Linked DNA regions of Homo sapiens: region 2 is linked to region 1. Evidence: chromatin loops called from intact Hi-C (ENCODE). Cell type or tissue: sigmoid colon. All regions are shown on one strand. Links, peaks and the distances in the headings refer to the core of each region. The heading gives the core; the rest is flanking DNA.

Region 1 (12,470 bases), core at 1,565-9,564:
TGACCTCAAGTGATCTGCCCACCATGGCCTCCCAGAGTGTTGGGATGACAGGTGTGAGCCACCACACCTGGTCAAGGGGGCTTTGACTTCTAATCAGTTCCTTTCCCTCCCTTCCTCAGATACAGACCCAAACTCTGGGGCACACAGTGGTGACATAAGGCAGTTTATCCAAGCATGTGGAGTTGGGGGAGATGCTGTCTACAGGGTGGAAGCCAGGATGAGCCAGGAGCAGGGCTCTGAGATGGGGCACAGGACCACCTACGATCTCGCCTGAGCGCCTGGCTGCATATGAGGTGAGTTTAGGAAGCTTGTCTCACAGCCACACCCCACTGGCAAGAAGCCAGCAGGGAGCAAAACCAGTATGTTCATTTCAGTATTCTCTCCCAAGTGTGTGCCTGTCACATATCTTATTTTGAATCAAATTATGTATATTATTTGGAGGGATTGATTGCTGAAAATGAGAAAAGCTAGAAGGACCTGTCTCACACAGGTTTATTCAGAACTGAGACCAGAGATACAGCACTGGAGCATAGAACTGAAATGTCTGACTTTGATTCAGGGCCTAGGACCCTTCTGGTGTCCTACGAGTCAGGATCCTGGTGCACTGGTCCATGCAGAAATGACACTTCTCTTTCCTTCTAGAGTCATTCCCTCCACTCCACAACTCATTGTCCGCTTGGACTAGGCTGGATTCCCAAGCAAAGAACAATGCAGGAGGATTGCTTGAGCCCAGGAATTCAGAACCAGCCTGAGCAACATAGTGAGATTCTGTATCTACAAAAAATTTTTAAAAATTAGCCAGGCATGGTGGTGCACACCTGTACTCCCAACTACTCAGGAGGCTGAGGCAGGAGGATCACTTGAGCCCAGGAGTTGAAGGCTGCAGTGAGCTATGATCACACCAGCCTGGGCAACAGAATGAGACCCTGTCTTTGAAAATTAAAAACAGAAGAAAAAAAATGATAATGCACAACGAATGTTATCTGTGTCCTAGGCACCATGCTAAGGGCTTCCCATAAATTGTCTCGTCCTTGCCCGAGCCCTGTGGAAGAGGTGCCGACATCCCTCCCATCTTACAGGAGAGGAAACTGACAGTGAAACAGCACTTGACCTGCGTGGCGACTCTGTAACGTATCCTCTCTGCTGCGGTGCTGGACGGACTTAAGAGAAGATGCTGGCCAGAGGGCACCTTAGAACTCCTGGTTTGTTCTAGCCCATTTTTGTGTCGCTAAAAAGGAAGACCTGAGACCTGGGTAACTGATAAAGAAAAGAGGTTTATTTGCCTCACAGATCTGCAGGCTGTACAAGAAGCATGGCATCAGCACCTGCTTCTGGTGGGGCCTCAGGAAGCTTCCACTCATGGCAGAAGGAAAAAGGGAGCTGTGTGTCACATGGCAAGAGAGGGAGCAAGAGAGAGGGGAGAGAGGTGCCAGGCTCTTTTAAACAGCCAGATCTCGCAGGAACTCAGAGCGAGAATTCACTCATTCACCAAGCCATTCATGAGGAATCCATCCCCATGACCCAAACACCTCCCATCAGGCCCCCACTCCAACACTGGGGATCACATTTCAACATGAGGTTTGGAGGGGACACACACCCAAACCATATCACCTGATATTTGTAGAAATCAATGCCTGGGGCAGCTCCAGAGTGTCTATATAAGCAGCGTACATCTGGGACCCTCAGAGACTCCATGCCCCCTTGTGACTTCTAAGAATTGAATTCAGGCCAGGCTCAGTGGCTCACATCTGTAATCCCAGCAGTTCGGGAGGCTGAGGCGAGCAGATCACTTGAGGTCAGGAGTTCGAAAACAGCCTGACCAACATGGTGAAACCCTGTCTCTACTAAAAATACAAAAAAAAGTCAGGCATGGTTGGTGCATGCCTGCAATCACAACTACTGAGGCATGAGAATCACTTGAACCCAGGAGGTGGATGCAGTGAGCTGAGATCACACCACTGCACTCCAGCCTGGGTGACAGAGTGAGACTCCGTTTCAAAAAAAAAGAATTGAGACCCCCTCTGCTGGGAAGGACCAGGAGCAGCCCTCAGAGCCCATCTGGGTGGCATCTCAAAAGATGCTGCTGGAAAGAAGGAATCTGGGCAGATTATGGGGTTTCTGAAATGCACTAATGTATTTCTATCAGAAATGGCAAAGAAGTTGAAAATAGTATCTGAGAAGGTCAGAATGGAATGAGTTTCCATTGCTGCCTGCTAACCAGAGAATAGCTCTTGTTCATGTCTGTGACTGGGCAGGATTCTCGGGGCTGCCTCTGCCAAAGGCCGAGTATGGGGGTCTCTGGGGTCTTACCTGGAAAGCTTTGGAATTTCCCAGGCTGCAAGATACTCCCCTTTGTCTCAAGACAAGAGCTCAGCTGTGCAGCCAGGATGCAGCCATCAGGAGCTTCCTTGATGCTGGGAAGGGCTTGGGAGACCCTCCTGGGGCATGGCCGGCTCCACAGATGGGCAAAGGCAGGGAGGACGTCCTGCATTTTTCAAAGATGGACATCCATGCCAGGTCTGAGTGGTTCTGGTCCTATGGGGGTATCTCCTGGCCAAACCTTTGGTGAACCCCACCTGAGAAGCCAACAGGCACTTGCATGGCAGAGACACTTAGTGAGAACCCAGGGTCGGCGAGCAGGCAGGCAACAGAGGGCTGGAACACTAGGTCCACAAATATCAGTCCTGTGCTTGCGGGTACCTCCAGAGGAGGAGGCCAAAGTGAAGGCCTAGGACTCCACAGCTCCTGCTGTGGAGGGAGGGCAGGATGGGAGTTGAAGGTAGGGAGGCGCCCAGATACACAGGTCCAGTAGCAGATGCTGGCCACTACACACAGGCTCCAGGGAGGAAATCTGGCCAACACAACAGTAGAGCACCTCTTCTGTAACCTCTGCACTTTGGGAAGCCGAAGCATGAGAATTGCTTGAGGCCAGGAGTTTAAGACCAGCCTGGGCAACATAGTGAGACCCCCATCTCTACAAAACATATTTTTTTTTTTTTTTTTTGAGACAGAGTTTCACTTTGTCGCTCAGGCTGGAGTGAAGTGGTGCAATCTTGGCTCACTGCAACCTCTGCCTCCCAGATTCAAGCGATTCTTGTCCCTCAGCCTCTCCAGTAGCTGGGATTACAGGCATGTGCCACCAGGCCCAACTAATTTTTTGTATTTTTAGTAGATATGAGGTTTTGCCATGTTGCCCCGGTTGGTCTTGAACTCCAGAGCTCAGGCAATCTGCCCATTGCAGCCTCCCAAAGTGCTAGGATTACAGGTGTGAGCTACCGAGCCCAGCCAAAACATAAAAAATTTAAAACAGTTTAAAAAAAAAGTTAAAAAGGTTTTTGTTTTGTTTTGTTTTGTTTTGTTTTTTTAAAGTAAAGCACCTCTTTAATTGGGCTGGGCATACATTTTGGTTTATGAGATTGGTCTTTTCAACTTCCAGTGACCAATTAAGATGAAACTGCCTTTCACCATTCACTCAGTTGATAATGGCAGCACAAACATGTACTAGGTCCCTGGCTCACATGGCCAAGGGTCACAACGGCTGCCCATGTTCTCCTGATGGAAACTTTTTTATGGCTTTACAAAGATTTGATGTGATTCTTTTTTCCGTGAAGGACTGGGGCTCTCGACACAACGCTATACAGTAACGCTGTAATCTTGGGGCTTAATCAAAACATATTCCAACAACCTATTCTGGTGCCACGAATGAATGTTTATTTTAAACAATTTGCTACGGCTTTTTTTTTTTTAAGAGAGAGAAAGAAGGGAATTTCTTGAAGCCAAATTTCTCCCTGCCCTTAAGCTTGTCTCTCCACTCGAAAGACTGTGTCAGACGCCCAAGTCGTAATTAACCACAGAGCTGTTTGGGAGAAAGGGAGACCGAGGGGGTATTTGACAAAGAATTAACAGATGTCATTTCGGCGGCGGCTGGCCCACTGCTGCTGGGCCATTTGTTGGATGGAAGCTGATTCGGCTGCTGTCGTAAACAGAGAGTAGTAATAATTATATCCAGGCTGCATTAAGCATAGCAGATTGGATGTATAACATTCTGTTAAAAACCAGCTCCTCTCCTGTTTCTCTCGAGACACAATGGAGACGACCCCCAGTCCCCAGTTTTGAAAGCCGTCTCCAAGGATCCTGACAGACTTTCCAATAGGGAAATAGGTCATGTTCTTTCGTGGCTAATTCTGCTGAGGTTCCTGGGATGGCAAAGGGATCTGCTGAAAAGCGAGTTCCAGGCACACTTCAGTAAACCAGCCACACCGCACACCGCAGAGCTGCCTTTTTCCATTTGAAAAATGAAAGAATTAAATTCAAAACAAACAACTTCAATTTAACACCAAACTACAGGATAACCAATCTTAAAAATGTCACAGCGTAATGGATCTTAATACCCATAGAAAACACAAAAACAACACCATTGTTCCCCAGCAAATGCAGAGCAACCTCGCAGAATTTCAGTGAAGGAGAAAGAAGGGAAAAACACCTTATTACTTCCAACCCCTGCGAGCCATTTTGGTCTCCAAAGGTTTTAGGCTGCCTGAGGCCGTGTGTCTGCAGTGTTTCGGGAAATGACTTGCCTTAGCACGAACGCTGCTCTGTTCTGCAGCGACGCTGCCTGCCCGGGAGCGGTGCCGCTCCATTTCTGGTTAACTCTTCCTTCCCGGGCCTGCCGCTCGCAGGAGCAGTGTGGGCAGGGCCCAGGGACGCCACTGCAACCCAGCTTCCTGCAGGGCAGCCGGACTGGCACCTCTAGGAGCAGCTTCTCCAAGAAAGTGGCTTCAGCAGAACAGCCAGCTACCCCCACCGCTCTGGAGAATCTGTTCTCAAACCAAGCTATAAAGCGACTGTCATCAAAAGGCACAACACAGCTGAAACCAGGGGACAGAATCGGGGCCTTGTGGGCCAATACTGGCCGATCCAGCCTCTCAGGGTGCCCTGCTGGGGACAGCTTCCCATCTCTGCCACAAAACCAGGAAGGACACTCTTCTGGTTAGCAGGGTACAAGCGGAGTCCAGCCGGATACTAGGGCACAACTTGGGCCTGAGGACATGGGGTGAGGGAAGCACAGGGACAGAAACGTTTTCGCCACATATCTGAGCTGAAAGATGACAGAGAACCACTTAGCACTTAAGAGGTTAATACAATTCCTAAGTGTTCAGCAATCATGGCAATTTAGTGCCATTTCGATTATTACACAATAAACAGACCATGTTGTCTGGAAGCAAATTTTTATGAGTATAGCTGAAGGGGCTGCAACTTATTTAGCTGTGGAAACTCGAAGGGAAAGAGACTTCCAAATGCTAACACCACGGAGCAGAAACACAGGTAGCAAAGAAAGGTTATTCTCAGGTCACCGCCCTGGCAAGTCACCACCATGACCTTCAAAATGAGTATATCCTTAGAGGGAAATCAAGTTCACCAAAGGGTTCTTTACACAGAACCATTTGACTGATAATATTGTTGAGTTTCAGCGCAAAAGATTTGGGAATTTCCAGAAACATGTTATGTTCGGCAAAAAAAAACATGATGTTAACATGGGATGGGGAATGTATACAGGGTTTTGGCCACTTGGAATATGCATTGAATACAAACACCTGCAAGACAGCTCATTCATAGACACAGGTCGCTGCTGTAGCTTATAGGTACTTGGGTACGATGATCACAAACCTGATCAAATTCCTAATACAACAAGAAAATCAAATATGTAAACAGAATTGTGGGAGATGCTGTAACTCTCAAAGGTTCTGCAAAATTTTATGGCACACTGAGCTCCAAGAGACACATTTTTCCTTTAAGGCACACAAAGGTTTGGATTTGGGGAGGAGGACAGCCTTGCCCCAGCTCCACCAATGGAGGAAGGAAATCACCCCAGAGGTACTTCAAGACTCAAGGTTAAAATGTGCATGTGTGCATCTATACCTTTATGTTTGTGCATTTTTAGGCTTGCACAAGGCACTCACATTCATGAGGTGTCTGGAACAACCAAGCTGCCCTCTGCTGAACAAAGCAAAGAGGTTGTTATTTTTACCCCCATTTTACAGATGAGCTAACTGAGGTTCCACTTAGGAACCTAGGGCCCCTTCCTGGGGGGAATTGGATAGTCTTGTAGTTAGCCTTTGTGCACAAACTGCAGACCCAAAGAGGTTGGAGGACTTTCTCCTCAAGGGTCCCTGGGACACATGGAGCTGGCTGTGGGTGGCAGTGGAGTGGAGGGTGGGGGCAAGATAAAGCTGCAAAGACGCACCCTGCTTCCAGGGTGTGAAGAGTAATCCTGCTTTGGGTAGAATTGGGTGGGGGCTGTGAGAGCATAGCCTCTGCCTGGTGGCATCCACCTACCCACCCATCCACCTACCCATCCATCCATCTACTCAATCATCCATCCATCTATCCATCCATCCATCCATCCACCCATCCATCCACATACCCACCCATCTACCTACCTACCCACACATTCACCCATCCATCCATCCACCCACCCATCCATCCACATACCCACCCATCTACCTACCTACCCACACATTCACCCATCCATCCATCCACCCACCCATCCATCCACATACCCACCCATCTACCTACCCACCCACCCATTCACCCATCCATCCATCCACCCATCCTCAACCTCATGTTGAGGAGGGCTGGGCTGGATCCTGGGGCTGCCATGGCTAATGCAGACAGCAAAAACGTCTCAGCTGCCAAGATCAAGTAAGACTTTCTACCCCATCTCCAATATACCAGCCTGCCTAACTCCTGAAAGCTTACCTGTAGAAAAGCAATGATCTCAAACAGTGGAATGCACAAGAGTTAACTGGGGTGCCTATTGAAAATGTACATTTCTGATTCAGTAGGTCTGCGGTGCTGGGGCAGAGCTCATGGACTCAAATGAATAGGGAACTCAGGTGATTCTCTCTCTCTCTCTCTCTTTTTATTTTTTTTATTTTGGAGACAGAGTCTTGCTCTGTCACCCAGGCTAAAGTGCAGTGGCATGATCTCGGCTCACTACAGCCTCTACCTCCCAGGTTCAAGCAATTATCTTTGCCTCAGCCTCCTAAGTAGCTGGGATTACAGGTGCCCACCACCACACCTGGCTAATTTTTGTATTTTTAGTAAAGACAAGGTTTCGCCATGTTGGCCAGGCTGGTCTCAAACTCCTGACCTCAGGTTATCCGCCTGCCTCAGCCTCCCAGAGTGTTAGGATTACAGACGTGAGCCACTGTGCCCAGCTTCAACTCAGGTGATTCTCAAAACAGGTAGTCAGAAGAGCACACCTTGAGAAACCTTGATTTTGGGTCACATTTCTCTGTGCAAAGTAGTCTTCTTAGGTCTTTCAAAAATGCTATGTTCCTCGGAGGTGCAGCATATTTAGTTCTTAACAGGAATTTATAAGATACTGGTGACCACCCTCCAGTCTGTTCATCCATCCACCCACCCATCCACCCATTCTTCCTCCCACCCACCTACCCACCCATCTACCTATCCATCCGTCCATTCGTCTATCCACCTACCCACCCACCCATCCATCCACCCATTCACATATCCACCCACCCATTCACCCACTGTATCAGTCCATTCTTATGCTGCAATGAAGAAATACCTGAGACTGGGTAATTTAAAAAGAAAAGAGATTTAATTGACTCACAGTTCTGCTTGGCTGGGAAGGCCTCAGGAAACTTACAATCATGGCGGGAGGGGAAGCAAATATGTCCTTCTTTACAAGGCAGCAGGAGAGAAAACTGCCAAGCAAGCAGGGGAAAAACCCTTATAAAACCATCAGATCCCGTGAGAACTCACTCACTATCACAAGAACAGCATGGGGGTAACCGCCCCCATGATTCAATTGCCTCCCATTGGGTCCCTCCCATGACAGGTGGGGATTATGGGAACTACAATTCAAAATGAGATTTGGGTGGGGACACAGCAAAACTATATTGCCCACCTACCCACCTGCCCACCCATCCACCCATTTACCTGTCCACTCATTCACTGCTCTATTTATCCATCCACCTACCCACCCATCCATCCACCCATTCACCCACCTACCCACCCACCCATCCATCCACTCATTTGCCCATCCAGTCATTCCACTGAACCACCCACTCACCCATCCACTCACCTACCCATCCATCCACCTACCCATCCATCCACCTACCCACCCATCCACCTACTCATCCATCCATCCATCCATCCATCCATCCACCCACCCATCCATCCATCCACCCACCCACCCATCCATCCACTCATTTGCCCATCCACCCATCCACTCAACCACCCACTCACCCATCCATTCACCTACCCATCCATCCACCTACCCACCCATCCACCTACTCATCCATCCATCCATCCATCCATCCGTCCATCCATCCACCCACCCATCCATCCATCCACCCATCCACCCATCCACCCACCCATCCATCCATCCTTCCATCCATCCACCCACCCATCCATCCATCCACCCATCCACCCATCCACCCACCCATCCACCCATTTATCCTCCTACCCATTTATCCATTCATCCATGCTTCTGTGCAACAGATCTTTCCTGGACACTGATTCCATGAAAAGCCATGTTCTAGGTGCCGGAATGGTAGAAGAGGTCCCAGCAGGCAGATGAAGGGGCAGACCCTAAAGGGAGCTGGTGACTCAGAGAGGGGACACCACTGTGGGATGCCCAGAGGTAGATGGCTTCATCACAGTGGTACACACTCCTGGCCATAGCCTTAGGGTCCCACAAGCAGATGTGACGGATGGCTTACAGCACATTTTGGGCCCTGAGGGCACGAATCATCTGAAAGGGCCAAATTCTTTTCCCCTCAGAAAGAAAAATATAACTCATGACTGCTACATGGTGAGAAAGAGGAAGAGGTCTGGACATGAAGGAAGAACAGAAATAGAAGGAGAATGACAATGGCAGCCACAAAGAGCATGCAGATAAAAACACCTGAGGCTTCTTTAGAGACCCAGGCAAGGCCTATTGAGAGCCCAGAGCCACCGGGCTTAGAGCTTTTGTGTCCCCATGCTCAGTCTTGATTTGGAATTCTCTTGGAAACATTGTTTATAATTGGCCATTCAGAACAACCTTAGTGCTTATAAAGCTGTCACCCATGTGGTCCAGTCTCAGGTCAGTGTCTCAGACAAAGAACCTGAATCCATCAGCTTAAATGTAATTTCAAAGTCAGACAAGTTCAATCCTGCCATTTCTCAAACACTCTGAAGGAGATACAAGATCACAAGTGCTGCATCTTAAACCTGTCCCTTCTCTCCTGCCTCTTGTCTGGAAGGCTGCAGTTGCTGGTCTTTTCAACACTCCGCAGCACTCTTCCCAGGTCTCTCCCTCTTGACCCTGACCTTCCCTCCCTCCCCTTTGTTTCCAATCCTGCTGCACACAAACCCCAAAAGGGCTGGCCTTGTTGGCCAAGGAGGGTAGTGACTGGGTGAGTGTGAGCCCCTTGGACTTCTTATCTGAAAAGTGGAGACTATACTATGACCTCATGGGTTTGTGATCCATTAAATGAAAGAATATAAATAAAACATTTAGCCTGTAATCCCAACACTTTGGGAGGCTGAGGAGAGAGGATGGTTTAAGCCCAGGAGTTTGAGACCAGCCTGGGCAACATGGCGAAACCATATCTCTACCAAAAATACAAAAATTAGCTGGGTATGGTGGCATGTGCCTGTAGTCCCAACTACTTGGGAGGCTGAGGTGGGAGGATGGCTTGAGCCCAGGAGAAGGAGGTTGCAGTGAGCTGAGATCATGCCATTGCACTCAAGCCTGGGTTACAGAACCAGACCCCGTCTCAAAAAAAAAAAAAGAAAAAGAAAAAAGAAAAGAAATTAATGAAGGCATCAGGCATCAGTACATGGTAGACAATTAATGAATATCACTGTTCTCACGGGAAAACCTAAAATAGGGAGGAAATCACAGATTTTATTATTTCAGAATTTATTATTTCATATGGGATGATTCTATATCTTACAAAAATAAATGTATAACTTTTGGAGAATGTTTGTCTAATTTACGGCAAGGAGAAGTGGAGTGTAAAGTTAGTATTATGCAACATTTTCCCCAGATAATTCCCGTATTGATATTCTAATGAAAATAGGCTCCCCAAATTCTGCATTTTTATCGTGTGTGTCTATGCTAGCATTTATGTTATATTCTGAATTAACAAACTTCAAACGCTAAAAAATTACATATGCAGAAAAATAGGGAAAAGGGATATGCATCTTTTGTAAGTCTCAGTGGAGCGCAGGCAAACCTCTAGCCCTATCTGATACTCCTAGCTTAAACCACATGGTAGTTTTGGAATGGGAGAACATTAATGACTACAAAACAATAAGAAGGCTGTTTAGACATGTGCAAAAAAAAAAAAAAAAAAGGAAATCTTTAAAATCAGGCTGTGTCTTTATCATTGAATGCCTACTAATGAATATCATTCTCAATAAAGAAACTTCTGGCTCTCTCATGTTCTGTTTGTTAAAATAGCATCCAAGACATTTTCTATAACGCAAACTTAATGCAAACCCAAAACAAAATAAAAAGGAAAGAATGTCAAAAGAACAAACTTTTAAAACTCTGCACTTTTTTTTTATTATTAGATGCTATTCCTGACTTGTTAAAATTGATCAAATAGAAAGCTGTGAAAAGAGAAAAAATTAAGCCAACTAGAAAAGTGTGACTTGGATTTAATATTTTATAATTGCCAAGGGACATACTGAGATCAATGAATTTTTGCCTGAAATGAACGTCAGAAAGAGATGTACTTCAGTCTTTTAGGGAACATTGGTCTATTTAATTCTTGTGTCTGATGCATGTGAAATAGGCCTGCCTCGGCCTTCTTTCTCTGCCGGGGGTGTTGCTGGCAGCGGACATTACCACTTTTAATAGGCCGCTGTCTGAGGAGTGGCAAGGGAGCCCATAACCCATCGACTCTAATGGATCAGCCTGTTTATTCACTTACACCTTTTTTTTTTCCCAGCTAATTTTAGTTTTGCATGCTGAGTTGTTTCGCTTTGAATTAAATGAATAGAAACAAAGGGAAAAGCCTGTGCAGCTAATAAACCATGATGATGTTCACGGCCCTCTCAACAGGCTTCTCCACATAGCAGGTATCCCATCTGAGAACAGATTCACTGTGGCATTTTCTCCACTTGTTGACGAAATTAACATTTTATACATGCTCACATTCAGAGGAAAAAAATTAAATTATTCAAATTGCTTGATCGAGAATGCACCGTTGTTTGGAGTAGACCTACGCGCCCAGCCTCAGGCCACCGACATCCTCAGATTTCAGACACCGGTCAGTGACTTTTTCTGCCTGGGGGGGTCATCCCACAGCTCTCCGTGGGGTCACACAAACAGGAAAAATGCCCCAGTGCTTTGCTTTGTCTAATGAAAAACCAGAGAGACACAAGGAGGCTATGTCAGCGTGCCCTTCAACAGAAATAACAGGAGTCAGTGGTTTAAAAACATCCCCCTCCCAAACTCCCTCTCTATGCCCAGAGAACTTGAAGAAGGTTCCAGAAACCTTTTAGGTCGATAGCTGCCAAGGGGTATGAGAGAGACAAGAATGTCCAATATAAGAGAGAGGGGAAAGGGGTCAGCTTCCCCTTATCTTCTGAATAGGACCCATTTTCCATTTGGGGTTTGGAATTGTCACAAAGACCCCAATGGCAGAGGAGGGGGCTGCACCCGCCTCTTCCCCATTGAGAACTCACACCGATTCCCTGTGGTCCCTGCAGGTTAGAGGGGCTACCATGTCCCCACCACCGGTAAAGCCTAGGAAGGGGGCTAGTGGCCTGAACTCCAGAAAAGGCATTCTCCACTTGTGGGAGAAACAATATTCCCCAAAAGACCACCCCAGGAGGTGGAGATGAGAGGATCGCTTGAACCCAGGCATTGGAGGCTGCAGTGAGCTGTGATCACCACTGTGCTCCAGCCTGGGCAACAGAGCAAGACCCAGTCTCGAAAAAAAAAAAAGAAAGAAAGAAAGAAAAAGAAAAAAAAGAACCACTCCAAAAGATTCACCCTCCAAACAGTTCAACTCCAAAGGTTACTGCCCTAAGGGTGGTGCCATACGGCATGGCTGTGTTGTCTCCTGGCAAAAAAAAAAAAAAAAAAAAATTAAATAAAGTTGTTGCTCAATCAGAAGCTAAGATAACTTGCAAAGTGATCTGGAAAATATTGAGAGAATTTAGACTAGCTGGGAGAAATAGAACATGCTCTGTCATTAAATCAAATAAAAATAAAAATAGGTCTCTCTGAGTATTAAGCAGAATGTCAACAACTCTCTGAATGAAATCTATTTTAGACACAACAATAGTATGATACCCTACTTTTGCCCTCATGCAATTAAAATAGGGTAATTTTTTAGACCATTTCTTGCAGCTATAATCTGTCACTAGGAGAAGAAAGCCCTTAGCACCCCAGCTGTATCCAGTTTCACACATGGCTTTTCTTTCCTTTCTACCCCACA
Region 2 (12,470 bases), core at 2,383-10,382, 92 kb before region 1:
CTGCCTTTCCCTAGAGCCTACCCCAAGATCCCTCCAGCCTGGATGTCCACAGCCAGCAGCCCATAAGCAGTTCCCTGGGAGCCATGTGGCAGATCCGCTAATACTGTCCTCTCCTCTGTTTGCTTTTCAGGAATAAAGTTCAACATCAGGCCAAGGCAGCCCCACCACGTAAGTTCTGAGAGTCAGATAAATCTCAGTGCACACAGCCCTTGGGAAACTGGGGAGGGCTGGGAAGAAAATTAGGAGCTCACATTGGATCCATTCTTGGAAAGAAAAATGTGTCCAGCCTTTCCCAGGAGCCTTGGGAACAAAGCCCAGGGCTCTGGACCCATGAATTTTCCCTTCCTTGTTAGAAGGCTTCTTTGCACGGTGCTAATAGAGGCCGTAAATCTGAGCCCGCCTGCAGGCCACCTATTCCCGCCACCCTCTCCCAGGCCAGGTTCCTGGGAGGACCGCGCCATCTTGTGGCCGAAATGACACTTACACCTCAGCGGGAGGGAGGCCTTTGGGTGCCGGGCCAGGGCTCAGACCGGAGGGGTCTCACCTACAGAGTCAGCCTGTCTCCCTCACCTGAGAGGGACAGGAACCCCAGCCGTGGTGAGAGCCTGACCTGTGTGGCCCTCAGTGCCCAGCTGTCCTTTCCACTCAGATAACCACTTCTCTTCTTGCCCCAGGACCTCCCACCAGGCGGCTCCCAGGATGGTGACTTGAAGGAACCCACAGAGAGGGTCACTCGGGACTTATCCAGTGGGGCCCCGAGGGGCCGCAACCTGCCAGCGCCTGACCAGCCTCAACCCCCGCTGCAGAGGGGAACCCGTCTGCGGCTCCGCCAGCGCCGTCGCCGTCTGCTCATCAAGAAAATGCCAGCTGCGGCGACCATCCCGGCCAACAGCTCGGACGCGCCCTTCATCCGGCCGGGACCCGGGACGCTGGATGGCCGCTGGGTCAGCCTGCACCGGAGCCAGCAGGAGCGCAAGCGGGTGATGCAGGAGGCCTGCGCCAAGTACCGGGCGAGCAGCAGCCGCCGGGCCGTCACGCCCCGCCACGTGTCCCGTATCTTCGTGGAGGACCGCCACCGCGTGCTCTACTGCGAGGTGCCCAAGGCCGGCTGCTCCAATTGGAAGCGGGTGCTCATGGTGCTGGCCGGCCTGGCCTCGTCCACTGCCGACATCCAGCACAACACCGTCCACTATGGCAGCGCTCTCAAGCGCCTGGACACCTTCGACCGCCAGGGTATCTTGCACCGTCTCAGCACCTACACCAAGATGCTCTTTGTCCGCGAGCCCTTCGAGAGGCTGGTGTCCGCCTTCCGCGACAAGTTTGAGCACCCCAACAGCTACTATCACCCGGTCTTCGGCAAGGCCATCCTGGCCCGGTACCGCGCCAATGCCTCTCGGGAGGCCCTGCGGACCGGCTCTGGGGTGCGTTTTCCCGAGTTCGTCCAGTACCTGCTGGACGTGCACCGGCCCGTGGGGATGGACATTCACTGGGACCATGTCAGCCGGCTCTGCAGCCCCTGCCTCATCGACTACGATTTCGTAGGCAAGTTCGAGAGCATGGAGGACGATGCCAACTTCTTCCTGAGCCTCATCCGCGCGCCGCGGAACCTGACCTTCCCCCGGTTCAAGGACCGGCACTCGCAGGAGGCGCGGACCACAGCGAGGATCGCCCACCAGTACTTCGCCCAACTCTCGGCCCTGCAAAGGCAGCGCACCTACGACTTCTACTACATGGATTACCTGATGTTCAACTATTCCAAGCCCTTTGCAGATCTGTACTGAGGGGCGCCGCAGCTGGCCGGGGCCGCCCTGCCCCGGTCACTCACCTGTGCTCCCGGGCATCCTCCTGTCCCTGGCTCCTCATCCTGGGAGCAACAGGGCTCTGAGGACGTGAGGAGCCATCGCTGTGGGAGGCAGCAGGCCCCGGGTGGGGGGCAGAGGCGCCCAGCCTTGGATGGGGACCCCAGCCCCTGGCCTGTACCTGTTTCCTCATTCCTTGGCTGAGGGAGAGGCTGAGAACTGGGCAGACACCCCTGGAGCTCAGCCGACAGTTTTGATGAGCAGGGAAGTCTGAGGCCCAGAGGACGGGGGGCCCAGCGGTAAGGGATGTCCCGCACTCCCTTAGCCATTGCCTTGGACCAAACCACGTGGTTTGCAGCTTTTCTACGAGCCAGGGGGGAGGTTCCCTTGGATTAAGGTTCCAAATAAAGCACATGGTTTCCAGAGCAGCGGTGTGTACTCTGTGGTGGCGTGGGAGCACGTGGACCCTGGGCTGGGCTTTCTGGGGCTCTTTCTGCCTTCCCGGGGCAGCTTGAGCCAGGTGCTGCAGGCCCCACTGCAGAGAAGTCCAGTTCAGGAGCAGCTTCCTGGGAGAAGAGCACAGAGGACCCAGCGGCTCTCAGCCAGGACCTGCAGGCGTCTGAGGCTAGGTCCCAGTCAACTGGGGTGCTTCCGTCTCAGTCCTGGCACATTAATCCTGAAAGGAAAAGATAGGCCTGTTCCTATGGGGGCCTCCTGGGGTGTCTTCTTATCAGTGCACCTTGCAGGGGCCTCTGGGGACTGCCAGAGCAGTAGCCAGCTCTCCAGGCAAGCTGCCAATCAGGGCTGAGGCCGGAGCCAGGGGGCACGGGGCATGCATCTCGGTGGGTGTGGTACTCCCAGCAGGAAGCAAGGCTGTCCCTGGCTTTCTGCACCTCTGAGCCAAGCAGGACTCTGGCCTGAGGCTGTCATCTGCAGACACTCACCCTGATCCCTGGCCCCACTCACCCTGATCCCTGGCCCCACTCACCTGACAAAACCACCTCAGGGCTGTCAGGATGCACATGCTCTGGAGGAGGAGAGGAGAAGCCATAGAGGAAACTTCTCCAAAAGCATACATGTTCACACCAGAGAGGGCTCCAGAAGTGTCAGCAGTCAATGTGGTTCTGGGAAGGTCTGGGAGGAGGTGTTTGTTGGAGTGTTGAGTGTGGGCATGAGTGTGGCTGCATTTGGGTTTTGTTTGTGATGGGAAGGGCTGCCTGACTCTGGAGTCTCTGCCCTCTGTCAGCCTGTCTGCAGGAGCCTCTGCATGCCCTCCTGGGTCATTCTGTGGGTTGCTCTGTGGGCCCTCCCAGGAGGCTGCCCTCTGTCTGTCCCTATTTGCTAGGGGAGATGCTGCTGATTCTCCACGTGGAGGTGCCACTGGATCCCTGGGTGGACCCCCAGGTGGAGGCCCTGCTGATTCCCAGGTGGAGAAACTGCCGGATCCCCAGGTGGAGGAACTGCTGGATCCCCAGATAGAGGAACTGCTGGATCTCCAGGTAGAGGAACTGCTGGATCCCCAGATGGAGGAAATGCTGGATCCCCAAGTGGAGGAATTGCTGATCCCCAGGTGGAGGAGCTGCTGGATCCTCAGTTGGAGGCGCTCCTGTATTACTAGTTGGAGGTGCTTCTGGAATCTCCCCAGGCTCACACCAGCCTGAGCTGCTCCATCTCCTTTTCTGCCTCCATCTTGGACCCTGGAACATTGCAAAGGGGAACAAGGCACTGAGCCTTCCTCCTGCCCCTTTGGGGTAACATCCATCCAGGAGATCTGAGAAGCAGGGAGACCTCCCTCGGGTTCCAGCTGGAAGCGGCTTGGACCATCCAACAGAAGTGACCCAGAGGGGCAGGGAAGAGGCTGTGGTCAGGGCCTGGGGAACTCTTGGGACCCGTGGAAGCTGAGACAGCAGATGCTGAGGGGCCCAGAAAGCCAGAGTAGCTGCCCTGCACCTTGGCCAGGACCAGGGTCCATGTGAGAGGAGACAGGGAAGTGCCTGGCTGAGGACAACCTAAAAAGAGGTGCCCTGGGTCCCGGTGCTCAAACGTGAGACCACGTTCATGTGCAGGAAAGTGTCCCTGGTCATGGGTGCATTTGGTGAAGCCAGAGGCAGTGCCCCTATGGCATCTGCTCAGCAGGGAACACCTGAACTCTCCGCTGACACAGCATCTGGGAGCAGCTTGGAGACAGTGAGGATGACACAGCCCCTCCCCTGGGTGAGCGTGTGTGTGCGTCTGCATGTGTGTGTCGGGGGAGAAGGCACATGCACTTGTATCATCTCTCAGAGAAACGCCGGCTCAAGCTGGACAGACGTGGACACACAACGCATCCATCAGTGGGGGGCTTTTGTTGCAGGTGGTGATGACAGAAGACAGGTGCAGGCAGTGACCATGATCACCACTTGACAGCCCTGAGAGTGACCTCCAACTGAAGGCCAGAGGCCCAGCCTGGAGACCAACCCAGCTCCAACCCCCAACCCCAGCCCCAAACCTCACAGGGCTCAGGAAGAGCCGACTCAGTGCAGTGGTAGGGAAGTATGTGTGTGTGCACGTGTGCATGTGTCTGTGTGTGTGTCTGGGTGTCTGTGTGGGTGTCTGGCCTGTGCTGTGGGGTGGGTGGATGTGAGCGCGTATATGTCTATGTGTGTGTCTGGCCTATACTCTCCACATGTGTGTTTGTGAGTGTGTGTGTTTGGCCTGTACTGTGGGTGGGTGTGAGCATATGGATCATGTGGGTGGGTGTGTTTGTGTGGATGTCTGGCCTGTGCTGTGGGATAAACGGGTGTGAGCATGTGGGTGTGTGTGTCTGGCCTGTGATGTGGGGTGGGTGGGTATGAGCGTGTGTGTGTGTGTCTGTGTCTATGTCTGTGTGTGTGTGTGTGTTTCTGCCCTGTGCTGTAGGGTGGGTGGGTGTGAACGTGTGTGTGTGTCTCTGGCCTGTGCTGTGGGGTGGGTGTGAGCATGTGTGTGTTTGTGTCTGTGTGTGTCTCTGTGTGTATGTCTGGCCTGTGCTGTGGGGTGGGTGGGTGTAAGTGTATGTCTGTATGTGTGTTTCTGTGTGTGTCTGGCCTGTACAGTGTGAGTGTATGTTTGGCCTGTATCATGTGGATGGGAGTGAGCATACAGGTAATGTGGGTCTGTGTGTCTGCGTGGGTGTGTGTCTGTGTGGGTGTCTGGCCTGTGCTGTGGGCTAAATGGGTAATGAGTATGTGGGTGTGTGTGGGGGGAGGGAGGTATCTGGCCTGTGCTGTGGGGTGGGTGTGAGCGTGTGTGTGTGTGTGTGTTTCTAGCCTGTGCTATGGGGTCAGTGGGAGCGTGTGTGTCTGTGTGTGTGTGTTCCTGGAGTGAGGGGTGTGCATTGTGTGTGAGCCCGCGTCCATGCCGGGTGTGGGCTGTGTGCAGTCTGAGTCCTGCCCGTCTCCAGGACCATCTCGTGCACCTGCTCCTCGTCTCTCCCTGCCCATTCGCTGGCCATTTTGTGGATGTCACCTGGAAGGGGCCAACTGATCAGAGACCCTAGAAAGGGCCACTGGCAGCTCCCAGGGGCAAAGGAGGCCCATTGAGTTGGGAGAAGAACAGCCCAAGCCCCAGGGCCCTCCCCAGCTTGGTCCCCCTGTGGGCCCCTCCGGGCGGCCCCAGGGAAGTCCCTGCCAGGCCTCTGCCCTTGAGTGGCTGAGACCTCCTGGATGGGAGCCCCACTCTCTGAGTGGTGACGAGAACAGACGTCCCAAAGCCTAGGGTCCCTCCTGGGGCTTGGGAGCCCCAAAGGCCTTGAGTATCCTGGGGAGATAGGATTCAAGGTCCACACAGATGGTCAGGTGGGAAACTCGGGCAGTTCTGGCTCCCCCCAGCTCCCCCTCCTCCCTGCTGTCTCGACAGGGTTTGGTGGCCCATACAGGGCCTGTCCAAGGGGCCCAGGACAAAGTCAGGCAGGCAGTGGACAGGGGGTCCCCCATCATCTCCCCCTACTCTCAGGCAGGGTTTGCCAATTTCATCCTCAGGGCTGAGCCCCTTGGTGGGGGACAGGAGCCTGTGGAGCCCATGGTTCTGAGGCCTGGAGGCGGCCTCACCTCACTGCCCCTATCTCTTCTTGGCCCCTTCCTCTTCAGGGAGCACTCGTGGTGAACCCAGCGAACATCCTGCTGGCGTCCCTCACTCCTCCACTGCTCTACAAGCCCAGGGGACCCAGAGCTGGGCACAAGAGGCTGTGTTGAACCACGGGATCCAGAAATGGGCAAAGGTGAAAGTTGGGGGTGGGGTAGTCTGGGCTCAAGTAACACTGCCCCTACCTCCGGGGACTCCCAGCTGATGGGTACCATGACTCCTGAATGAGGAATAGGCAGGCGCCCCGGGGAGCAGGGTGTGGGGAGAGGACTGTATGTTAGCCCCACTGCCCTGCCCGGGCCGGGGAGGGGGTGTGGGAGCCCTGAGCTGGGTTCTTCACACTGCCCTGGCCTGGCTGCTTGTTGGCCCTTCTCACTGCCCAGGGCACGCTTTGCACAAGAGGCTCTGTTGGGAGATGGCAGCAGAGGGGGACCCGGGGTCTGGGCCAGGCCGGGGCTACTAGGGGACTATCCTCCTGCCTCTCCTTCACCCTGGGCCGGCCTCAGGAAAGGAGGAGCAGGGGAGCAGCTGGAGGTGCCAAGAGCTCTGGAAGCTAGGGAAGGGGGCAGGGGGCAGGGGCAGAGGGCAGAGAGAGCAACTTCCTGTCACGGGCCTGGGCGACCCTTCCGCGCCACCTGGGTATGCCAGCCTGAGTCAAGTGGACAGTGAGTGCTGAGCGTGGAGAAGTGCAGGTGCGTGCGCGAGGTGTTTAAAGAGGAGACCAAGGGACTGGGACCCTGAGTGTGTCGGGGGTGCAGGTGTCGGGGGTCACTCGTGCTGGGTGCTGCGCTGTGGCCTCGTGTGCGTTGCCCAGTGCCCCTCTCCCAGCGGTGCTGTCCACTCATGCCTCGCTCTACTGTATAGGTGAGAAGACTGAGGCACAGAAAGGCGTGGCCAGAGCTGTGCAGCGCAGGAGTTGGAGCTGGGATTGCGCCCAAGCGGCCGGCAGGGGCTCCCTCGCGTTCGTACCCACAGGCGCAGAGCCGTTCTCCGCCGCCAGGTGGGGCTAAGTCCCCGCTCCCGAGCAGCGGCTTGGGGATCCCCGGCGGGGCCGCCAGGTGGCAGCAGCGCTCTGGCCGCGCGGCTCCAGCTCCCGGGCGCCCCGCGTCCCCAGCCTCCCCACCGCGCAGTCGGCTCCTCTGTCACCTCGCCCTCCCAACCATGGGGTCACGGGGCTCCCGCCCCTCCACTGTCTGCGGGCGGCCTCCAGAGGTTACTCTCAAACCCACCAGCTCCAGGGGACCCGCCTGTGCTAACACTAAGCCCCCAAACACCCGCAGCGCCCCTAAAGCAGTGACATCCACAACCTCCCCGGGGGCTTGTCCTGCACGCTCCATCAGGGTGATGTCAGGCCTTCTCCAACCTCAACCACAACACGAACGCACACGCGCAAACACAAATGCATGCACACACACAGGCACAGACGCACAGACACACACAACCACACACACAGACACACAGACACCCATCCTCACAAACACACACCCAGACAGATATGCAGACACACGCATGCACACAGACCCAGATGCACGCGGACACACAGACACACACGTAAACACACAGAAACATGCACGGCTCAGGACGGGGCTTCTTGCTGCATTGAAATAAATGGGAAGAACCGGAAGGTCCCTCACTGTCTCAGCCAAGTGCATGCACTTCCCACGCTGAGCCCTGTCCTCCACTTCCCCTCCTGCACTGGCCAGAGGTCACCCCCGACACACACACACACACACACACACACACACACACACACACCAGATCCCAGTCCCTTAGCCTACTCCTTAAGCACCTCCCGCGCGCACCTGCGCCCTCTCTGCACACACAGCAGGCTTTCCCATCAGCAGAAAACAAGCTGTCAATGCCCCACCTTTAAAAACGGGGAAGCCGTAGCCAGATGGCCCCTGCAGCGCCTGCCCATTTCTCTCCTCTCCTTCCTGGCAGAACCCACCCCTCAGCCCCCATGGCTTCACCTCCTTTTCCACTCTGGACCCCACCCTGGCCTGCCTTCCAATCTTGCCACCCGCAGAGTCCGCTGACAAGGCACCTTCCACTGCCGCACGCTGGCAATCCCAGGCACTCTTCTGCCTACACACTCCCTGGGCGAGCTCCCCATCACCCCTGTGCTAGACTCCCGGATTTGCCCCTGCAGCCCTGATCGGTAGACCCCCATGGCCAGCCGCCTCACCCCCAGCTGTCGGCACGTCCAGCGGGTGTCTCCACTTGAACGTCTCACCTGAGCCGCACACCTTTCACACCTCAAGCCCCTCCTCTCCCGGCTTCCCGGCTCAGCCTTCCCTACAAGCCCTGGATCGTCCCTTTCGCCCTGCCTCCCAAGGGCATACTGAATCCATGTCCATTCTCCCTCTCCAGGGCTGTCATTTAACCCAAGCCATTATCACACTAGCATCTCCTGCCTTGGCACCTAAAGTAATAAGTAACTATGGAATTTACCGGTTTACCAGGTACTGCTCTAAGTATTTCATATTTTTTGTACCCTGCCCCTCGCGATCCCGGCTGACTGCAAACTCCGCCTCCTAGGTTCAAGAAATTTTCCTGCCTCAGCCCCCCGAGTAGCTGGGATCACAGGGGCCTGCCACCACACCGGGCTAATTTTTGTATTTTTAATAGAGACGGAGTTTCACCATGTTGGACAGGCTGGTCTCAAACTCCCGACCTCAAGTGATTCACTCGCCTCGGCCTCCCAGAGTGCTGGGATTACAGGCTTAAGCCACCTCGCCTGGCTAGCGTTTCACATATAAGAGCTTATCTAATCCTCACTACAACCCTGGAAGACCGTTATCATCCTCCCCATTTTTTGCAGATGAAGACATTGAGACACAGAGAGGTTAAGTAATCTGCCCAAGGCCACACAGCTATAATGGGGATCTTCCAGAATTCAGAGCCTGATGGTTTGGCCCTGGCTCTGTGTGCCCATGAGTGCACAGTTCTTACTGGCTCTCTGGTGTTCCAATGGGGTAGGAGGTTTTGCGACAGCAGAGAAGGAATTGAATGGTCACTAGGGCAAGGGAAAGACAAGCTCTCTGGAGAAAGAGAGGGAGTGTCTCAGGCATTGCTTTGCACCCATTTGCAGTTTATGATGGATGTGCAGGGCACCAGCATGCCTTCCTGCTGCAGCATAAGCAAGGTCACAGCGGGGCTCCTCCTAGACCTGTGTGACAGAGGAGTGAAGGACACAGAGAATAGTCACCCAATCAGGACAAGGCTGGATGAGGAAGGGCATCAAGACAGGAAGGGCTGATAGGCAGAGAGAAGGCGCTGGGGTCTGCGGAGGAAGTGAGGCGGGAGTTGGGGACCTGTGACCTTGGAGATGGTGTGGTTTCCTGTGGTGACAGGCAAACTGTGGCCAGGGGTGGCAGTGGCCAGGATCACGATGATGACTTTCACCTCTGCCCACCATGATAATCTCCTGGATGGAGATGACCTCGGTTCCAGGGCTTGTGAACAAGTCACGCCCCACAGAGGGACCCTCTTCAGCCTCCTCTGGGGTCTGGTGACACGGTGGTCCTGTACCTGTGCCTCTGGCTCCATCAGTTCACACTTGCTACCTGCCTGCTTACCTGCCTGCTGTCACCTGTTCCAGCCTGTATCCACCTGCCTGTGACTACCTGAGTTTGCCTGTGACCACCCACACCCATCTGTCTCTCTCTGCCTTGGTGGGTGGTGGTTTTGGGGCTACAGGTCAGCCCCCTCCTCCGCGTGCAGGGCCTGAGAGCAGGGGCGTGGGAGACGGAGTCTGCCAATCTGGCCGCACCAGCTGGAGATGAGCCCAGGACTGCTGACGCCTCCAGCCTGCCTCTGGGGAGACCATGCTGTGTGGATGACAGTCCCCTAAGACCCGGAAGCGAGCCACGTCTGGGAGGATGAGATGGGGTCGGCAAATCTGGGCCGGGAGGGAAGGCTGCATTCTTGCTCTCCAAACCGATGTGCTGAATTTTACTTTTCCTTTTAGTTATTTCTTCTTCTTAAATCCTGTTTCTCTCCCTGAGGCAGCTAATCTATTATTTAACATCGGATTGTGGGATTGAAACTCCAAGGCAAATTGAAAATTATTTGTGTTTGAGGTTTCAGGCGTGAAGCTGAGGCAACCATTTCTGAGAGATCCTGAGAACCCGGGCAAAGGTAGCGAACCCACAGCACTGTTCCTGGAAGGGGCTGAGAGGACTGGGGTGCAGGAAGCGTTCCACAGACCTGGCAGGCTGGGGGGCCCCGCTATGCTCCAGCCTTGCCCACCCAAAGCCCGCAGCTCGGGGGTCATTAATCTCCATGTGGCATTTCACTTGGGAAATGCTGTCAACACCTCCCACTGGCCAAAGTCCTCAAGAGGCTGGGCAGGTGCCATCAGTCACCCTGGGCCTGTGCCCACCCTGGGGGAAATGCCTCGGTCATGAGAGGATTAATGACACGAGGAGAAGGGCTCGTCATCATTTTTCAAGGTTCGGCTCTCTGTAGATCTGCAGGCAGGATTGCTGGCCTAACAGTCAGTGGAGAGTGACCCAAGGCTCTGGAGAGTGACCAAGGAACACGGCTGAGGGTGGGGGGCCCTGGCCTGGACCCCCGCTGAGTGCCCGAAGACTGATGGAGCATGCGACCTCCTAGCGCTGGCTCTCAGGACATGAATCGGGACCAGAAGGAGGAGTGGGCTTGAGCCCAGGGGAGTGTGAACAAACACTGTGTGAGCCCCACATAGACATCTGCGGATCACGGAATGGGGGAACTGGGAGACGCCAGGTCAGGGAGATCCTTGGATTTTGGATAAGGGATAAGGAGATTGGATTTTGTGTTGGAAACAGCGGAACCATTGAAGGAGGGGTGTACTACGGTCAAGTTCCATGCCCAGAAGGATCCAGAATGAGGCTGAGGGGCTGTCTTCATCCATCTTAGTCTGTCTGGGCTGCTACATCAAAAATCCCATAGACTGGGTGACTCAGACAACAAACAATTTCTCACAGTTCTGGAGGCTGAGATCAAGGCGCCAGCAGATGCAGTGTCTGGGGAGGGCCGGTTTCCTGGTTCATAGGGGGCCCTCTTCCTGCTGTGAACTCATGGCAGAAGGGGTGAGGAGCTCCCCAGGGCCTCGTTTATCAGGGTGCTAATCCCATTCACGAGGGCTCCACCCTTAGGACCTAATCACCACCAAAAGGCCCCACCTCCTCACACCATCACTTTGGGGTTGAGGATTTCAACATAGGACACAATATTGTCAGGGGACATTCGGCGCATAGAAGAGGCTATCAGCACATCTCCATCCAACACTTAGAGCGGTCACACGTGTCAGGCCTTGTGCTAGACCTGGGTGATGGCACCCTTATGCCCCCAGCTCAGAACAGAGCTGAGCATCGAGGATCTGGGACCACAGAGAAGTGGGAGGAGTCTCCCACAAGGTCCTCTGCCACCCAGATTTATAAAGGAAAGAGGTTTAATCGACTCACAGTTCCACATGGCTGGGGATGCTTCAGGAAACTTACGATCATGGCAGAAAGGGAAGCAAACACGTCTTTCTTCACATGGCAGCAGGAGAGAGAAGTGCCGAGCAAAGGAGGAAAAGCGTCTTATAAAACCATCAGATCTTGTGGAACTCACTCACTATTACAAGAACAGCACGGGGGTAACCGCCCCCACGATTCAATTACCTCCCAGTGGATCCCTCCCATGACACGTGGGGCTTATGGGAACTACAATTCAAGATAAGATTTGGGTGGAGACACAGCCAAACCATATCACCGTGGGATCTCAATGAAACTGCAGCCATAGCTGCCCATCATGAACTGGGTCCTGTCAGAACCACCAAGTCAAAAGGCCAAGTGGACTCAGCACCTCCTATCAAAAGATAGAAGTTGGCCAGATGCAGTGGTCACACCTGTAATCCCAGCACTTTGGGAGGCAGAGGCAAGAGGATCGCTTAAGGCCAAGAGTTTGAGACCAGCCTGAGCAACATAGAGAGACCACGTTTCTACAAACAAAAAGTAAAAAATCATCCAGGTTTGGTGATGCACACCTGCAGTCCCAGCTACTCAGGAGGCTGAGGCAGGAGAATTGCTTGAGCCCAGGAGTTGGAGGCTGCAATGAGCTGTGATTGCACCACTGCGCTCTAGCCTGGGTGACAGAGTAAGACCTTGTCTCTAACTAGTAATAATAAGATAGAAGTGGCACACCCAGGATCAAGTGCAAGCAGGGTGGGAGGACACAAGCGAGCTGTGTGAGCAGGGAGCCTGGGCACCTTGGGATCCCCACTGCTGCACTGAGACCTCTTCCTCAGTTTACCTCTGAGGCCATATGGTGAGGGGCATGATCAGCTAATGAAAGAGGAAAAGGCTAGAGCTTTTTTCACAGATGTGTTGGCTTGTGTAGAAGCAGGTAAAAAGTGGATGGTGGCCAGGCATGGTGGCACATACCTGTAATCCCAGCTACTCCACAGGCTGAGGTACAAGAATCACTTGAACCCGGGAGGTGGAGGTTGCAGTGAGCCAAGATCGTGCCACTGCACTCCAGCTTGGGCAACAGAGTGAGACTCCATCTCAAAAAAAAAAAAAAAAAAAAAAAAAGTGGATG

Evidence for each region. Peaks named below come from ENCODE experiments on the same cell type or tissue, not always from the same donor. Only the 100,000 strongest peaks of a DNase experiment are listed, where the experiment ranks them.
Region 2: it touches region 1 in a loop (8-fold over the local background); 4 of 110 quality-filtered maps call a loop at or near these places.

What each region holds. Positions count from the first base shown.
Region 1 is chr19:33,864,336-33,876,805 of GRCh38, forward strand. LOC124904693 (a long non-coding RNA gene) reads right to left here and starts at 4,695. Exons shown (of 2, transcript XR_007067230.1): 1 at 4,484-4,695; 2 at 3,689-4,278. RefSeq lists an enhancer at 4,793-5,435. In sigmoid colon, for the core only: no CTCF peak of the experiment used is centred there; a DNase peak (open chromatin) is centred at 4,606; H3K4me3 peaks cover 1,449 bases; H3K27ac peaks cover 313 bases.
Region 2 is chr19:33,771,283-33,783,752 of GRCh38, forward strand. It overlaps CHST8 (carbohydrate sulfotransferase 8), which reads left to right. Exons shown (of 5, transcript NM_001127895.2): 4 at 131-168; 5 at 675-2,224. The coding sequence ends at 1,781. Among named protein-coding and RNA genes, the nearest start is that of KCTD15, 19 kb to the right of the region's middle. RefSeq lists a silencer at 6,945-7,104. In sigmoid colon, for the core only: CTCF peaks have their summits at 6,897 (motif pointing right) and 7,105 (motif pointing right); a DNase peak (open chromatin) is centred at 6,889; H3K4me3 peaks cover 443 bases; H3K27me3 peaks cover 4,296 bases.